Linked DNA regions of Homo sapiens: region 1 is linked to region 2. A link is a loop called in an ENCODE intact Hi-C map of the cell type or tissue named here. Cell type or tissue: B cell. All regions are shown on one strand. Each heading gives the region's core, and the rest is flanking DNA. Links, peaks and the distances in the headings are about the cores only. Region 1 overlaps FRS2 (fibroblast growth factor receptor substrate 2). Region 2 has its middle 85 kb from the start of CPSF6.

Evidence for each region. Hi-C counts contacts between places; a loop is a spot of excess contacts. Peaks named below come from ENCODE experiments on the same cell type or tissue, not always from the same donor. Only the 100,000 strongest peaks of a DNase experiment are listed, where the experiment ranks them.
Region 1: a loop joins it to region 2, with 20 times the contacts of the local background. A loop is called at or near these places in 18 of 110 quality-filtered maps.

Annotation. Positions count from the first base shown.
Region 1 is chr12:69,567,736-69,576,073 of GRCh38, reverse strand. It overlaps FRS2 (fibroblast growth factor receptor substrate 2), which reads right to left. Exons shown (of 9, transcript NM_001278356.2): 5 at 6,978-7,069; 6 at 5,557-5,743; 7 at 4,640-4,798; 8 at 3,793-3,956; 9 at 1-2,069. The coding sequence starts at 7,043. The coding sequence ends at 1,119. Among named protein-coding and RNA genes, the nearest start is that of MIR3913-2, 13 kb to the left of the region's middle. In B cell, for the core only: CTCF peaks have their summits at 4,861 and 5,061 (motif pointing right); a DNase peak (open chromatin) is centred at 5,083; H3K27ac peaks cover 2,868 bases.
Region 2 is chr12:69,150,000-69,158,337 of GRCh38, reverse strand. No RefSeq gene overlaps it. Among named protein-coding and RNA genes, the nearest start is that of CPSF6, 85 kb to the left of the region's middle. In B cell, for the core only: CTCF peaks have their summits at 896, 1,095 (motif pointing right), 3,323 and 3,522 (motif pointing left); DNase peaks (open chromatin) are centred at 1,117 and 3,527; H3K4me3 peaks cover 316 bases.

The sequences.
Region 1 (8,338 bases), core at 84-8,083, 420 kb before region 2:
ACCTATGGACACAAGCAAATTTAGAATTGGAGAATGTTTTTATCAACTTGAAAAGTAAACAGCTTATAAATAAATACTGGACAAGGGCAACCCTGTTACAGACTAACAGTAAGTTCCAAATGAACCTTCAAAACCATAATTTGACAAAAATGCAAACTAAACAACAATGAACACATAATCCAATTTCAAAACTATATACAAACTCAAACATTTTAAATTGAAAAGGACATAAGGCAACAAAATAAGACATCCCAAACACCAAAGAAAAAAACTGAAGATAAATGGAAACCTAATGGCACAAATGCCTCCAGAAAACAATGTGTTGTCAACAATCTATAGGAGAAAAACTTTCAGGAGATTGTGGTTCAGATTTTCAAATGTTTTTGGGTAAAGTGACCTGAGACTGATTCTTGAGCCTATTATAATTTTAAGATATCTGGACATGCCCTTCAAATGACATCATGAGATGAGTAAATAGAAAATCTTGTCTCCTTCCTGCCTTTCAGTGCACCAACAGCAAAGCACACTCATGGACACAGGCCGCTTTCTAGTAACACTGAAGGCAAAGGAGCTGACTGGTGTAAGAGGAGGTGCGGTACTTCTGTTTCCTTTACATATGTTTTGGCTCAAGTCAAAAAGCCATTAATTAATGAAATAAAGGATTCCTCATGTTACATGCTGGAGGCCACATACTGTGAACACTGAATCTACGAGCATTACTTTCAAAGCCTATAGTTACCTGTTAGCAATGTACATTGTCAAGAGGCTTTATAAAAAGTTTTAAAAGCCAACCATGACTTAGACATGAAAGGTATGCGTTAAGTCCAGAATATTGATAAAAATCAACCAGCATGTCATTTACTTCAACTCTCATTTTAAATAGGCACTGTGAAAACGGGAATGCTGCTGTACAACGAGTAGTATATAATGAAATTAGTGTTCTTTAAGGAGTACCTGCTCTACATTAATTCCCTTTAGTTAAAGATGCACATGAAATATTCAGAAAAAAATTTTATCAGTCTATAAAAGGAGTTAGTGTTTAGAAATGAAAATGAAGCACTTGCATCTTCATTTTTAAAAACTTCACAAAGGTGCAAACAACACAATGCTTTCCAGGCTCACATGGGCAGATCAGTACTATTGTGTCTAGTTTTCCTAGATGTACCATCATCTCGTGGCAGTGCTTTCTGCAAATTTGACATAGCAGCAGTTCTCTCGATGTCTATCACGGCATACAGCTCTGTGCGCCTGGTAGGGGTTTGTGGAAGGGGAGTTGTAGGCGTTTTTGGAGTCTGAGGGTTGTCAGAGTCACTGCCACCTTCCAAGTCAACCTGTATGTAATTAAGCTGCCTGTGTTCTAAACTTGGGCGTCTGATATCAAAGTTAAAGACTGTTGGTGTACAGTCCCGACGCCTTGAATATTCTATTTTGTGAGCACTTGCTGGCACTGTTACATTCTCTGTATTTACATAGTTATGCATTGGATCTAGATTATTATGGTAGCCATTTAGAGATGGGGTCTTTGGTCCTAAATTGTCATCTTCATCCCTACTTAGCTTGCGGGCTTCCCAAACAGGAGGCAAAGATGGTAGATTTTCATAGTTTAATAATGCAGTTCTTCTCTGAGCTGAGTTGTTGATATTCTGGGTATCTGAGGTACTGGTGGATGTCAGACGACCTCTCCTGACCCCTGAGGCACTAGGGATAGATAGCCCATTTATATTTTCATACACCAGTTTGTTAACAGAGGGTGCATCTCTTCGTTCATCACTGTCATAGCCAGTGTCCCATTCTGTGTTATTTGCTCCACTTCCACTAACTTGATCTCTTCCAAGTTGCTCCAGTTTCTCTTTTTCCATTAACTGCTTTTGAACAGGGGTTGGCCCTAAAACAAATTTGACTCCTTCAGGTTCAAGAAGAATCTGAGGATCCCTGTCCTCAATACTACTTGGTTCTTCTTTTGGTGTGCTGCTTTCAGCGTTAGAAACCCTCGCCTCCAATGGAACATGCACACTTGTGCGGTTTTTCCGCTCTTCTTGCACACCTGTAGTGTTGACATAGGTATGTACCTAAAACAAAACAGAAAGTGAATTAGTTAACTTACTTAAAAAAACAAAACTGAAAAAAAGCCTGACCACATCAGTTAATTTTATTGACAACAGTTAACTGTATTAACTTTCTCTCCAAATGTACTCTTACTTCAAAACTTTTGCACCTGTTTTTTTATTAATAAAAAGGTGGAAAGAGAAGGAGAAATGTAGAAATGTCTTCCTAATTTGATAAAAGAATAACGACTTCAAAATAACACGCAGGCTGGGCGCAGTGGCCCATGCCTGTAATCCCAGCACTCTGGGACACTGAAGCGGGTGGATCACTTGAGGGTAGGAGTTCGAGACCATCCTGGCCAACATGGTGAAACCCCGTCCCTACTAAAAATACAAAAATTAGCTGGGCATGGTGGTGAGCGCCTGTAATCCTAGCTACTCTGGAGGCTGAGGCACATGAATCATTTGAACCCGGGAGGCAGAGGTTGCAGTGAGCCGAGATTACACCATTACATTATCAGCCTGGGCAACAGAGTGAGGCTCCATCTCAAAAAATAAAATAAAATAACATGCAACATTATATTTGATTGTTAAACATGATAAATATTATGTAAAAAATAAAAATCAGGAACAAAATAGGGATTATCATTTTGCTGCTGTTTTAGAGGTTCTCAAAGCATTAAAACATGATCCAGAAATAAATAACGACTTTGAAAAGAGATAAGTTTATCCTTATTTACTGATGATCTGAATGTATAAGAAGATTAACTCCACTAGATTTAATAAGAGTTCTGTAAAATGCATATATATAAAATAAATGCCACCAAGTAAGAAATTATCACTATTTAGAAAAGCTTAATAGTATTTTGGGGAGATAATATAAAAATATTTACAAGGGTCGGGCACAGTGGCTCACGCCTGTAATCCCAACACTTTGGGAGGCCGGGGCAGGCAGATCACTTGAGGTCAGGAGTTCAAAACCAGCCTGGCCAACATGGTGAAACCCGGTCTCTACTAAAAATATGAAACAATTAGCTGGATGTGGTGGCCTGCGCCTGTAATCCCAGCTACCTGGGAGGCTGAGGCAGGAGAGCTGCTTGAACCCGGGAGGTGGAGGTTGCAGTGAGCTGAGATCATGCCACTGCACTCCAGCCTGGGCGACAGACCAAGACTCATGTAATTACAGTAAATAATATAACAACTCATTATGTAAAGAACACAAAGAAACTGATTTTAAAAACACTAAAAACTTTTTAATGTGACATATGGTTTACAAAACATAAGTATAACTAATTAATACAGAGGTTCCAACCAGATACTTCATTCCACACATGAAAACTAGCATACTCGGGAACACTAAATAACTCCATAACATTAACAGCAAAATCTACCTTCCTACTCGTAGTTCACTGACTATAATGGCTAAAATATGAAAAGCAGCATAAACTCTTAATCCATTGGACATTCTTATAATGGGAACTGACCATTAGTTATGCCTTTCTTAATCTATAGATGTACCTCTTCTGTGAACCCACAAGCTACTGTAATGGTAAGTTCCCCTGAATACCCGCATATATTTGAGCATAAACCAGCAAATATATGCTATCTCCTCTGATTGTTCACTACAAAAGTAATTTACAAACAGATAAAGTTAAACTTCAAGCTGAATAAAATCTTCCAGTATTAGCACAGTGATACCCTAACTCTGAACAATCATTATTGCTGTTACACAGTAGCACATGCTTACTTGTTCCTCAGCCACAAGCAAAGGATGTGTAGATTCTTCCCCTACTGAAGGCAGGCGAGCACTTCCCACAGAAGGATGTCTGCTTGACGGATGGGATGAAGCATCTCCAAATGAGGGATATCGGGGATATCCATTAGGTAAGTTCTGAGCAGCAAATCCTGGAGCTGAGTTTTTGTTTATTGGTTTAAGGAAAAGGGGGGCGGGGCAGAGAGAATAAAAATGAGTAAGAATCGAATCTGTACTGAGGATTATAGGAGGTCTTTCTGCCAAGACAGCAGAAATCAGAGCACAAATAGTATTACCCCCAACTCCATATTTTACCTAATATGAAATACTGAATGTTTTCATTTTTTAAATATTTGAAGTACTTAGAACTACGGCTGTGTTTTTTTGTTCTGTTTTGTTTTGTTTTGTTTTTGAGACGGAGTCTTGCTATGTCGCCCAGGCTGGAATGCAGTGGCATGATCTCAGTTCACTGCAAGCTCCACCTCCCGGGTTCATGCTATTCTCCTGCCTCAGCCTCCCGAGTAGCTGGGATTACAGGTGCCCACCACCACGCCCGGCTAATTTTTTTGTATTTTTTTAGTAGAGATGGAGGTTCACAGTGTTAGCCAAGATGGTCTCGATCTCCTGACCTAGTGATCTGCCCGCCTCAGCCTCCCAAAGTGCTGGGATTACAGGCGTGAGCCACTGCGCCCGGCCTACAGCTGTTTTTAAAAACTGACAACCATTATACTTCTGTTATCCAGTGGTGATTTCTAGTGTGTTATTGATTAAATACCCACAATCTATAGCTTACAACTAAACGTCTGTTATTCAAAATGTGAAAGGGAAAAGGGGTACTTACTTGTAGGTGTTCGAGGTGTTCTAGGGACTTCCAATTCTGTCTGATGATTATTTCTTTCTACAACTGGCTCTTCCACCACATTTATACTATTATTTTGCATAATCTCTTGCAACATGTTAAATAATTCTTCTGCACGGGCACACTTAAAGGCAAAGATTCCTACAAATATAAACCAAAAGGGAAAAATAGTTAACATACCTTTAAAAAAAACTATAGGAACACTTGACAAACAGCAGAATTGTAAAGTAAGCATTCTACGCACCGAGTCAGAAATCCCTTTTAAATAAATATCTGATAAATTAATGATTATTCTCTGTTTCAAAACAAACCCCCGCCAAAAGTTCACAGAATAATTTTCATTCATCTAAGGGAGATGGCCCAAAATAAAGCTAATGAAATCAAGACCTGCGCACTTACGCTAGTCTGTTTCTTAACAGCAGGGGGAGCCCAACTCACTATTCCAAGGTGATCATTTGCCATGTAACAGGCCCCTTGGAAAGTCCCTAGGTGTTTTCCAATTGTTATCTTGTTTAATTATTACAATAATTAAAAGATAGGTATTACCATTTCCCTTTTATAGAGAAGAAATTTAACATTCAATGGAAGTCCTGTAACTTGTCAAGGCCATTCAAGTAGTAGGTAGTAAAAAAATCAATGATAAAGACACTTAGTCAATTTAGCTGACCCAATCATTTACTGAAAAATCTTAAAGTTGACATGAGCCAAAATTTCTCACATAGACAATGTGCTTAATAAACAGTTGATAAATTAATACACAGTATACTATATCTTTCCTTAACAATCTGTTTATTTTGGGATTTTTTTCAGAAGAAAAATATTAATTTAATCTTTGTATACAGAATAGCTGAAAAAACAATTTCAAATACAATATTTGGGAAAAAAAACAAAGGTTCTACCTTGTCCAGTTTGACACCTTCGACCACTTTCAAAAGAAAAGAGATTCGAGTCATAGCCATAGCGTCGCAGGCAGAGGTAGTGCCATTTTACTGAGTCACGTTTGCGGGTGTATAAAATCAGTTCTGTGTCTGTAAGTTCCATTATGCCAGAACCTAACTCATTCCCATCATCATCCACATTAATGACCTAAAAAAAGAAGGTGACAGTCATGCAAATATGTCACCAATTCGTCAGGAAAATGCATTGTTGCTAATTAGTTATTTGTAATTTGTTAGTTCATTCATCAACCAATGTGTGTATCAGGCATGGACTACGTAGCCGTGTAACACCCAGTTCAGATCTGTAAGAAATTTACATTCCCACTGGGGAAACAAAATGTAGAAACACAAAGTCAATACCACAAAAGTGTATGATTAATTGACAAAGGAATGCAACAGAGGCTGCAGAAGGCAGGAAGTGTGGTCTAAGGTTGTTGAGACACCTTCATTTAAGAGGAGGAGGGCCTTTAGCTGGACCGCTAGTATAAATAAATTTACGCAGAAAATAAAATCAGAGGGGAAATCTAGTGGGTCAGGAGATAAAGGGACATCATAAAGACACAATGTTAAAGCAGAACAAAAAAAGTACCTTTCAAAGACACCAAAATAGATTGGCACAGAGTTCATATGAGGAAAGGCTTTGTACTGCTGAGCTTCAGAAAACATCCAAAGACTAAGAGCAGTAGGTAACATTTAGGGAGAAGTTACTATTCCCCTGGGAGTAGGAAAAGAGCTTTACATGTATTTAACCCTCATAACAATCCTAGACTACACTGTACAAAAATGGAATTAAGACTCAGTAATAACGTAACCTGCCCAAGGTCACAAAGCTTATAAAGTGACAGACTTACACCTAGGTTTGTGTGATCAAGGCTATTCTTTGTAACAGATCGAGGTCAAATTATCAGACACAAAACAGCTATAGCAGCATTTAGCCTACAGGTAAAATAACACCACACAATTTTAGCAAAGAGGTTAGTGAATGATGAGAGAAGAAGATTAATTTGATGGTGACTACAGGATGAATCAGAGGGTGACTTGAGGTAGAGTCCAGTTAAGAAATCACACAGGCACACATGAAAATAATAACTGAAAGACAGATAGTGATGAGATTGAAAAGGCACCCCGTAAAATGGCATTTTAAAAACAGTATTACCAGAACGGTATGGCTAATTAGATACAGAGGACCGAAGGAAAACTAAAAAAAATTCCATACTGTAAGAAAATGTTGTCATCATTTATTAAATCAAGAAAGACAGGGTGGAAAGAAAGGGAAATAGAAAGGTTTGGTGATAAAAGCCAGAAATAAGATATGTTAAGTGAAATAAAAGAAGAACACCCAACTAGGCAGTAAGATATATAACTCAACCAGTTTTACTGACCTTAAACTTGTTCCGATGGTTATCTGGGACAGTGTCTTTATCTGGACAGCTACAACAGCTACCCATGGCTTCTTCAGAAGACCATGTGTGCACTACATGAAAAATAATTTGGAAAAATTTATTAGATGAAGGATACAAAAACTGTAAACAGAAAAAGACTTTAGAAATCATCTAACACAAACATTATTCTGATGCAGAAAATTAAGTCCAACAAGGTATATGGCTGCAGCTAGATTTTATACAACTAGCTAGTTGATTTTACTCAGTAATAATGAGAATAAATTTTGTGAGGCATTAATAATGTCAAACAAATCTCAAATTTCTAGTTAAATTTGCAAAGGTCACCTATTCTAAAATCATCTAAAAAAAAAACCAACTTAAGGTCTCATATATAATATTACCTAAATAATTAATTTTTGTTCAAGAGTTAATAATGAAATTAACCCTTTGTGGCTTATCAGGAATTTCATGTCCTTCTTTAAAGAGAGAGAGAGAGACAGAGAGGGACAGAGAGAGAGAGACAGAGAGAGAGAGAGAGAGACAGCCAGAGACACAGAGACAGGCAGGCAGGCAGGCAGGCAGGCAGACATTATGTTGCCCAAGGCTGGGCTCAAACTCCTGGGCTCAAGTGATCCTCCTGCCTCAGCCTCCTGAGTAGCTGGGACTACAGGACTACCAGACCTGGCTTGTTCTTTAAATAAAAAATCACCAAAGGGATGGTGAACTTCTGGCTTGGCAGGTATTTTGACTGTTGTTACTCATTGTAGTATCTTTTATGTCTCCACAAGACAAGAGTTCATTGGTAATTAAAACAAAATCAAATTTCGAATAGCGCATTGGTAAGAGAGAAAGACAACTCAAAATTAAGCAGTAAAGTAACACACAGAATACTGGCAAAACTGATATAGCATGTCTATTTAATACTCCTTTCCCATAGAAGGTTAGAGGTAAGTGGTTATATACCTGACATTGAGTGTTTAAGAACACTCCAACTGAGCAGACAAAGAAAACTCCAAAGCATCACTTACAAACAAGGGAAATAATCAGATAGAATATGACAATATATGAAAAAGGAGGAGGGAAGGAAGCACAGAAGCTACAAAACATTACAAACATAAATTTGATTGAAGCTTGTTGAAAATTATTCAGTGGCTCTCCACTATCTTCAGTTTAACAGTATAAACTCTTCAGTATGATAGATCCGATCAGATACAATGTAATCCCTGTCTAACAGATCCAGTCTAGACTCTCCCTGCTTTCTGTTTCAAGCCCTATTCTTAGTCCTGTCAGAATAAACAAGCTGCAGTTTCCCCAGAGCATCCTGGTCTCTCACATCCTTCCAAGCTGCTCCCTTTCTGCTT
Region 2 (8,338 bases), core at 15-8,014:
TATTAGATTACAATGTGGGCAAACAAAAATCAATAAAACACAATTCCTGTTGAGGCATTAACAGTCTGGTGAGAGAAGTAGACATTTAAACAACAGAAACAAAGACAGAAAGGTCTATACAGCAAGCTGTAAGAGCCGAGTGGAAGGAGCCACTAACTCTGTGGGAATGAGAGTCATAGAGGGCTCAAGAGAAATGTCCCCAAGATTAGAAATAAGGTTACACTGACAGCAAAACCAGTAGGAGTTAATTCACAGTGGATAAGACCAGACATCAGGAAAAAATATCCAATATGTTGTCTATAAATATGTGTAACTGCGGGCGAGGTGCAGTGGTTTACGCCTGTAATTTCAGCACTTTGGGAGGCCAAGGCGGGCAGATCACCTGAGGTCAGGAGTTCCAGATCAGCCTGACCAACAAGGCGAAACCCCGTCACTACTAAAAATACAAAACTTAGCTGGCCCCAGTGGCTCACGCCTGTAATCCCAGCACTTTGGGAGGCCAGGGCAGGCGATCACTTGAGGTCAGGAGTTCAAGACCAGCTGGCCAACATGGTGAAACCCCCATCTCTACTAAAAATACAAAAAATTAGCCAGGCATGGTGGCAGGCGCCTATAATCCCAGCTACTCGGGAGACTGAGGCAGGAGAATCGCTTGAACCTAGGAGGCAGAGGTTGCAGTGAGCTGAGATGGAGCCACTGCACTCCAGCCTGGGCGACTGAGTGAGACTCCGTCTCAAAACAAAACAAAACAAAACAAACAAAGAAAAAAAGAATAAATAAATAAATAAATGAAGTTTAACTGCTGAAGCCCTTCAATGGCTCTCTAGTTCCTGGGAAGAAGTTCAAACTTCTTGCCATGACCTTCCATTATTCTTGCTTACTTTTCCAATTTTGTCTCACATTCCCGGTGACTGATAAGCACGTCAGAGTTTGAGAATCACATGGGGTAATAAATGAGAGACCTTAGTAGAGAGCCTGGCCCTTCTACCAGTTCCAGTCTTTTGGCTTCAGACAATTTTCTACCTCGGCTTTGTGATGCTGAGGCTCGGACTCCGGAAGCCGCGTTTCTGCTCAGCCTGCTGGCTCGCTGCTAGGCTCTGCCTCCAGGGGGCACTCGAGGGAGGCTGCAAGGCTGGAGGAGGGAAGGGACTTCCTCCTCCCCGTAGGCTTCTGTTTCAGAGAGCATCAGACCACAAAGCTGTTTCTGCCTGCAACCTGCAGGTCCTTTTTCTGGTAGCCATGGAATCCAGTTTTTCCAACATCTGCAGAACCAGCTTTCTGGTGCCCGCCTTAGAGACCCCAGCACCAGCCAAGCAGGCTGAGACCCCAGAAGGGGTCTGAGGGGTTAAATGTCACCTCTTCTACTTTTCTAAGTTTTAATAATTTCAGTCCCTTCTCTTCCTTCCCCTAGCCCTAGGGGTGGTAGCTGCTTCCTACCCTTGTTTCTTTTGTGATACCTACCTTAGGGCAGTGATTCCTGACCAGTGGCAAGTTTGCTTCCCAGGGGACGTTTGGCAAAAGCTGGAGTTGTTTTTTTTTTTTTTTTTTTTTTTTTTTGAGATGTAGTTTCGCTCTGTCGCCCAGGCTGGAGTGCAGTGATGTGATCTAGGCTCACTGCAGTCTCTGCCTCCCAGGTTCAAGCGATTCCCTGGGCTTCAGCCTCCCGAGTGGCTCAGATTACAGGCGCTCGCCACCATGCCCAGTGAATTTTTGTATTTTTAGTAGAGACAGGGTTTCATCACGTTAACCATGCTGGTCTTGAACTCCTGATCTCAGGTGATCCTCCCACCTCGGCCTCCCAAAAAGCTGGGATTACAGGCGGGAACAACCGCGCCTGGCCAGGAGAGATTTTTGGTTGTCACAATTTGGTGGAGGTGAGGGGTATACTACTGGCACCTACTGGGTGGAGGCCAGGGATACTGCTAAACATCCTACATTGCACAGGACAGCACCCACAACAGTTATTCAGCTCAAGACACCAATAGTGTCAAGGTTGAGAAACCCTGTTTTAGAGTCTTTTTTACAGTTTCTGTTAAACATTTTATACACAGTTAAATTTTACACAGTTAACAAGTCTTTATATTAGATTTTCTCTGATCAAATAACTGTTGTGATTTTGACTAAACGCTGATTGATTCAGCAGTTTTTTGTTTTCGTTTTTTGAGACAGGGCCTTGCTATGTCACACAAGCTGGAGTGCAGAGGCGTCACCACTGCCCACTGCAGCCTTGATCTCCCAAGCCCAAGCCCAAGCCCAAGCCATCCTCCCGCCTCAGCCTCTGGAGTAGCTGGGACTACAGGCACAAGGCACCACAGCCAGCTAATTTTTTTTGATTTTCAGGTGAAACTAGGTCTCACTGTGTTGCCCAGGCTGGTCTTGAACTTTGGGGCTCAAGCGATCCTCCTGCCTTGGCCTCCCAAAGTGCTGGGATTATAGGCGTGAGCCACCATGCCCAGCCTGACTCAGCTTTCAGGCTGAAGACATCTATGGTTGAAACTAAAAAATATGATGAACTTTAAATGAGTTAAATCTTCATGTATCATGATAGTAATTAAATAGTGTTTCAAATGTCTACAACTGATGAATCAAGAGGTAGTGGTGAGACTTTTGGGGTGGGTCCTGGAAGGAATGGAACAAAGGATTATTGCCTTTTGTTGTAAGCTATTTTGCAAAATCCATGCTCATGTATTATTTTGATTAAAATATTTTAAGAAAAAATCGTGCTATATATGTACTAATCTATAAATACTACACAACTGAAGCCTCAAGCTGGTGGTTGACAGATATGTTTTGTTTGGCCTTCATTGTATTTTTTTGAGGGGGGTGCTAATATTGCAAAAATATAACATTTTACATAAAAGTCCTTTTTTTTTCTTACAAAGAGATTTGGCAATAAAGAACTCTTATTTGCATATGGCAACAAGCGGCTATGCTTGAGTGTCAGCCCACTTTAGACAAGGTATGTGCTTTCCATTTTGTCACAGTCCCCACCACTCCCTGCTATATTCCTCAGTATTCTTGCCCAGGGCTTGCTTTCTTCATTTAGGCTACTGGCTTGCCCTTCTAGGCACTGGAGTTTGCAATGAAGTGGAATTTTCCACTTCAAGTGGAAAAGTGCATAGTGACTAAAAACGAGAGTTGTACAAATAGGAAAAACCAAAAATGTGCCAAGAGACTCACAAAGTGATAACCTGATGGGCTTCCCATGGTCCAGGGTCTGACCTTGCAGGTGACAGTATGTGATTTTATTCAGTTGATTGTAGTTAGGGATGTTGACTTACACTATTGAAGTTCCACAGAGATTGAAATTTAAGTAAGAATGACAGTTTATTAATTTACAAAGGAAATGTAAAAACAAAAGAGACTAGATACTTGAGCCTCCTTGCCAGTAGATTCTCTCCTTCATGATAACTTCCAATTTTTGCTCATTTTATAAGATAATAAGGAAAAAAGGCAATAAAATATGTAAATAATTTCAGTAATCGGTAAAAAAGGGCATTGATAAACTATTGGATGGCAGGCAGCGCCACCTTGTGGTAGCTTCAAGTGTCCCCTGGAAACCTGAGGGAAGGAAGGTCACATGCAGCCTATGAAATGGTGGCTTGAGTTGTCTTTGTGATATGTCAAAGTGTAGTTTGTGTAACGCACGCGGGAAAATCGAGGACTACTTCTACTTTTTGTTTTGTGTCAACATTTTTTTTTTTAGCTCTGTTAATGCCCTCACTCAGGTCAAGTCTTGCTGGCCTCAAAACCATTTTTTCTCTCTGAGACGACTGCATATCTCTGAGCAGTTAATGTAATATGTTTGTATCTCAGAAAGGAAATGTATTTCCAAGTGCTTGGGGGACAATTTACCAACTCTCCTGTGTACAGCCCACGTGGCTTCCTACTATGCTGAGTCCAGGAAGTGGGTGCTAGGCCAGCACTCCTGTGTTGCTGTTGGAGGCCATACCCTGCCAACTCCCCTTCTTCCTGGGTCTCTTGAATAATTCTTGTGGTTTTGTGCTGCCATCTCTCACCTTCAAGGGCTACCTGAGGCCTGCTTCTCTCTGAGGGACATTTCCATCTCTTGTCTCCTTTGCTTCATTTTGGGCAGTTGAATTCCCTGTATCATCCGCATCGTGATTTTTCAAAAGATGCCCAGCTACCTGTGCTGCTGCCTCCAATTTCTTTTCTGCCAGTGGCTCCTTAACGTAGCCAAGAAAGCATGTGTCCCTGCTATTTCACCAAATTTACTTTTATCAAGATCACCAGTGACCCCCATGTTGCTAAATCAAATGGTCAATTTTTATCTCCAATTTGACCTATCAGCAGCATTTGACGCAGTTACCACTCCTCTTCCTTGAGACTTTACACTTGACTTTCAGGATACCACAATGTCTTCATTTTCCTTTTATCTTACTGGAGGTTTCTTATTGGCCTCCTTTGGTTCTTCCTCTTATCCCCAATCTCTTAAAGTTGGAGTGTTTCAGAGATTGGACCTTGGTCTTCTCTTTTGACCACATGTCCTTGGTGATCTCATTCAGTACTGTGCCTTTAATAGCATTAACAATTTGCTTGGCCTAGAGCGGTGGCTCACGCCTGTAATCCCAGCACTTTGGGAGGCCGAGGGGGCAGATCACCTGACGTTGGGAGTTCGAGATCAGCCTGACTAACATGGAGAAACCCCATCTCTACTAAAAATACAAAATTAGCCAGGCATGGTGGCACATGCCTGTAATCCCAGCTACTCAGGAGACTGAAGCTGTGCATGTCTATGTGCTCTGCACTTGAGGTGTCCGTTTCTGTTCAGATCTGGTGTGGCAGGTCTCAAACTGGACTGAAACTCTTTGCTGCATTTGGCCTTTGATCATCTGCCCTAAGAAGGGAGCCCACCTCTGACCTGCTCCTAGTGTCCCTGCTGTCTCCTTTCCAGGCTCCCGCTCCCGACTTTTCCAGGCATGTGGTGGGGCCAGTGTCTCAAGGAAGGCCCCAAACCCTTGCTGGGGCAAACTCCGTCCTACTCCAGAAACAAAAATCAATTGGCCTTCACGCCAGTCGGACACAATATTCCTGTTTAGATGCAGACTCACCTCACACAGCGTGGTGCTGCCATGAATTTTCCTATCACAGTAAAACAGGACGCCTGCTCAGTGAGGAGGGTGAGTGCACTGTTCTTCATGAGTCACAAGGAGAAATGCACTTAATCATTCTCTCTCTCTCTCTTTTTTTTTTTTTTTTGAGACAGAGTCTCACTCTGTAGCTCAGGCTGGAATGCAGAGGTGCAATCTCTCTCACTGCAACCTCTGCCTCCTGGGTTCAAGGGATTCTCCCACTTCAGGCTCCTGAGTAGCTGGGATTACAGGTGCGCACCGCCAGTCCTGGCTAATTTTTGTATTTTTAGTAGAGACAGAGTTTCGCCATATTGTCCAGGCTGGTCTAGAACTCCTGGGCTCAAGTGATCTGCCCACCTCAGCCTCCCAAAGTGCTGGGATTACAGGCTTGAGCCACCACGCCCAGCTCAATCATTCTTTAGTTTGAGAATTTTGCTCCATTATTATATAAATAATGAACATGATTAATGAAGAATATGGAACATTTTGGGCATTGTAGAGGAATGTTAGGAAAAATTATACCGAGAGTTTTGACTCATTTAAATTCTACGTTAATTTAACACTTCTACCCACAGGTTTCTGCACACTTGTGCATGCTCTAATTATTTTCCATAAATGTATTCTGTAGTGTGGGACAGTCTCTGACAGAGTTTCTCCTATATTTGTCTCCTCTGGCTTGTATGTCGACACTTCCCACTTCAATTCTATGCCCCAGCAATTGATGTCATTTAAATAAGTGCCATTTAGTATCTCAAATATTCCATGTTTTTTCTCACTTCTGATACTTCTTATTATGCCTGAAATAGTGCCGTCACTCCTTTCCACCTCTAACCGTTAGTTGGGTAATTTCTACCAATCATCCACATTTCCATCCAGTGGTGTGGAAAGATTTTTAAACCTCATGTCCGGAGCAGGGGGCGGACTTTATGTGCTCTCATAGCCAGAGCTTCCCAGAGTGTGTCCACCAATGACTGCATTAAAACATCACTGGAAACCCAACTGCTTACATAACTGGATATGAAAATCTGCTCCAGGTCTACCAAAGCAAATAACACTCTTTTTTTGGAGATAACGGTGTCATTCTGTCACCCAGGCTGGAGGGCAGTGGCACCATCATAGCTCACTGCAACTTCAAACTCCTGGGCTTAAATAATCCTCCCACCTCAGCCTCCCAAGTAGCTGGGAACACAGGCACACACCACCATGCCCAGCTAATGTTTATGACTTGATTTGTAAAATTTTAAATTTTAAATAGAGATAAATTCTCCCTGTGTTGCCCAGGCTGGTCTTGAACTCTTGGCCTCAAGTGATCCTCCTCACTTGGCCTCCCAAAGTGCTTGGGATTATAGTGGTGAGCCACTGTGTCCAGCCTTGTAGTGTTTTATTTTTTAAGTGTTGTAATGGATGTACCAGTGTTTAATATATCAGTCTTTAAAAAAATAGTTTAAACATCTGTTTTTCCTCACCCCTCACTGAGTACATTGAAAATAGTACAAGTTAAAGCACATGTCTTGTTCTCATCATGTCCATGGCATTCTATACTTCCCCTCCCTTGGCGTTGACCACAATGGGCTATATCTTAATTGCTTGTGTTCTTGTCTGTTTCTCCCAGTGGACTGTGAACTCTTAAGGGCAGGGACTGTTTATTCTTCACTGTTGTATCCCTAGCCTCAAGCCTGATGCTAACACAGAATTTGTGTTCAATAAAAATTTATTGAATGGGCGGGTGGATGGAGGAATATAGGGTAGCCTGATGTCCTCAAAGCAGCCAGCTAACCAGTGCCTACATTCCAACCCGTAAGTTTCCACCACTGACTTACCCTCTTCAACCCGTTTCCTCTTAAAAAAAAAAAAAGTCTCAACGGGCTATTTAAGTGATATGTCCCACAGGGAACACACTCAAATGGCAAAGTCTCACCCGCAGCTGTAATTCCCTAAGTAAACAGCTCTCCTGGGAGGTTCGTAGTCTCAGGTAACTCTGCTGAGTGACTTTGGAGAGCAAGGTAGAAATATTCCCATTTATTCATTATCTACCATGTGCCTAGAACTATCCCAGGCACTTTTATATGTAATACTCTCATTTAATTCTCACAACAATCCTCTAAGGTAGGTATTACTCTCCCCATTTATGCAGATGAGAGAGACTCAGAGAAAGGATAGACCTTGATCAAGCTGCATGCAGAGGAGGAGGCCAGGCTCGGGTCTGTCCAACCCCACAGCCCAGGAACGTTCCTTCTACCATGTGTTCCATGCCAGTGCACAATGCTGTTAGAGATGTAGAATGTTTTGACCTGAAAGGACTCTCACAGGTTGTCCCATGCAATCTACTTCTTGTGATTGAAATAATTTTCCTTAAAAAAAGAAAAGAACTTTGGACTATGTCTCTTGCCAAATAGAATTCTGCAAATTGTGATTTTGCCAAGAGAAACAAAGAACATTCAATTATCCTTAAAGTCTGTCATTGATTGAGTAACTCTTAAAATTAGCCAGGAACATTTTTGGATGTACTGGATAAGTGGGGCATGCCCTGCCATTTTACGTACCTGCAACATGAATTCTGGCTTGGTTTCCTATGGCACAGGGATTACTTTCGTTCATCTCCAAGTGTGGCTCACCAGCCTGCTTTACCACCATGTCTGCTGCCAGGTCAACTCATTTACTTATTAATTGACATTTATTGCACACTTGTTATTTGCCAAGGCCAGGGCTGGGGATTTAATGTGAATTATCTCAGTTAATCCTAACCGTGACTCTATGAAGAAAGTAATATAATTAATTTTATTTTGTCTTTGGGAAAAAAGTAACTTGCTCACAGAGACCATAATTGGTGGACCTGGATTGGGATTCCAGATCAGTGTGAATCCAGAATGAGTGTCTTCACCATGACTTTATGAACCTGCCCCACAGGCAACATTGCAGTCACATGCTGTGACACAGACGCATTGCACACTGGGCAGTTCAAATTATTAGCATTTCCTGGCAGTTTGAATTGCAAGTGACAGGTTGACTTATTGTTGTTGTTTCAGTAAAAGAGCTATACTTTTGTTGCTGTTGTTGAGACAGAGTTTTGCTCTGTCAGCCAGGCTGGAGTGCAGTGGTGTGATCTCAGCTCACTGCAGCCTCAACCTCCTGGGATCAAACAATCCTCCCACCTCAGCCTCCCTAGTAGCTAGGACTACAGGTGTGTACCATCACACCCAGTTAATTTTTTTTTATGTTTTGTAGAGACAAGGTCTCACTATATT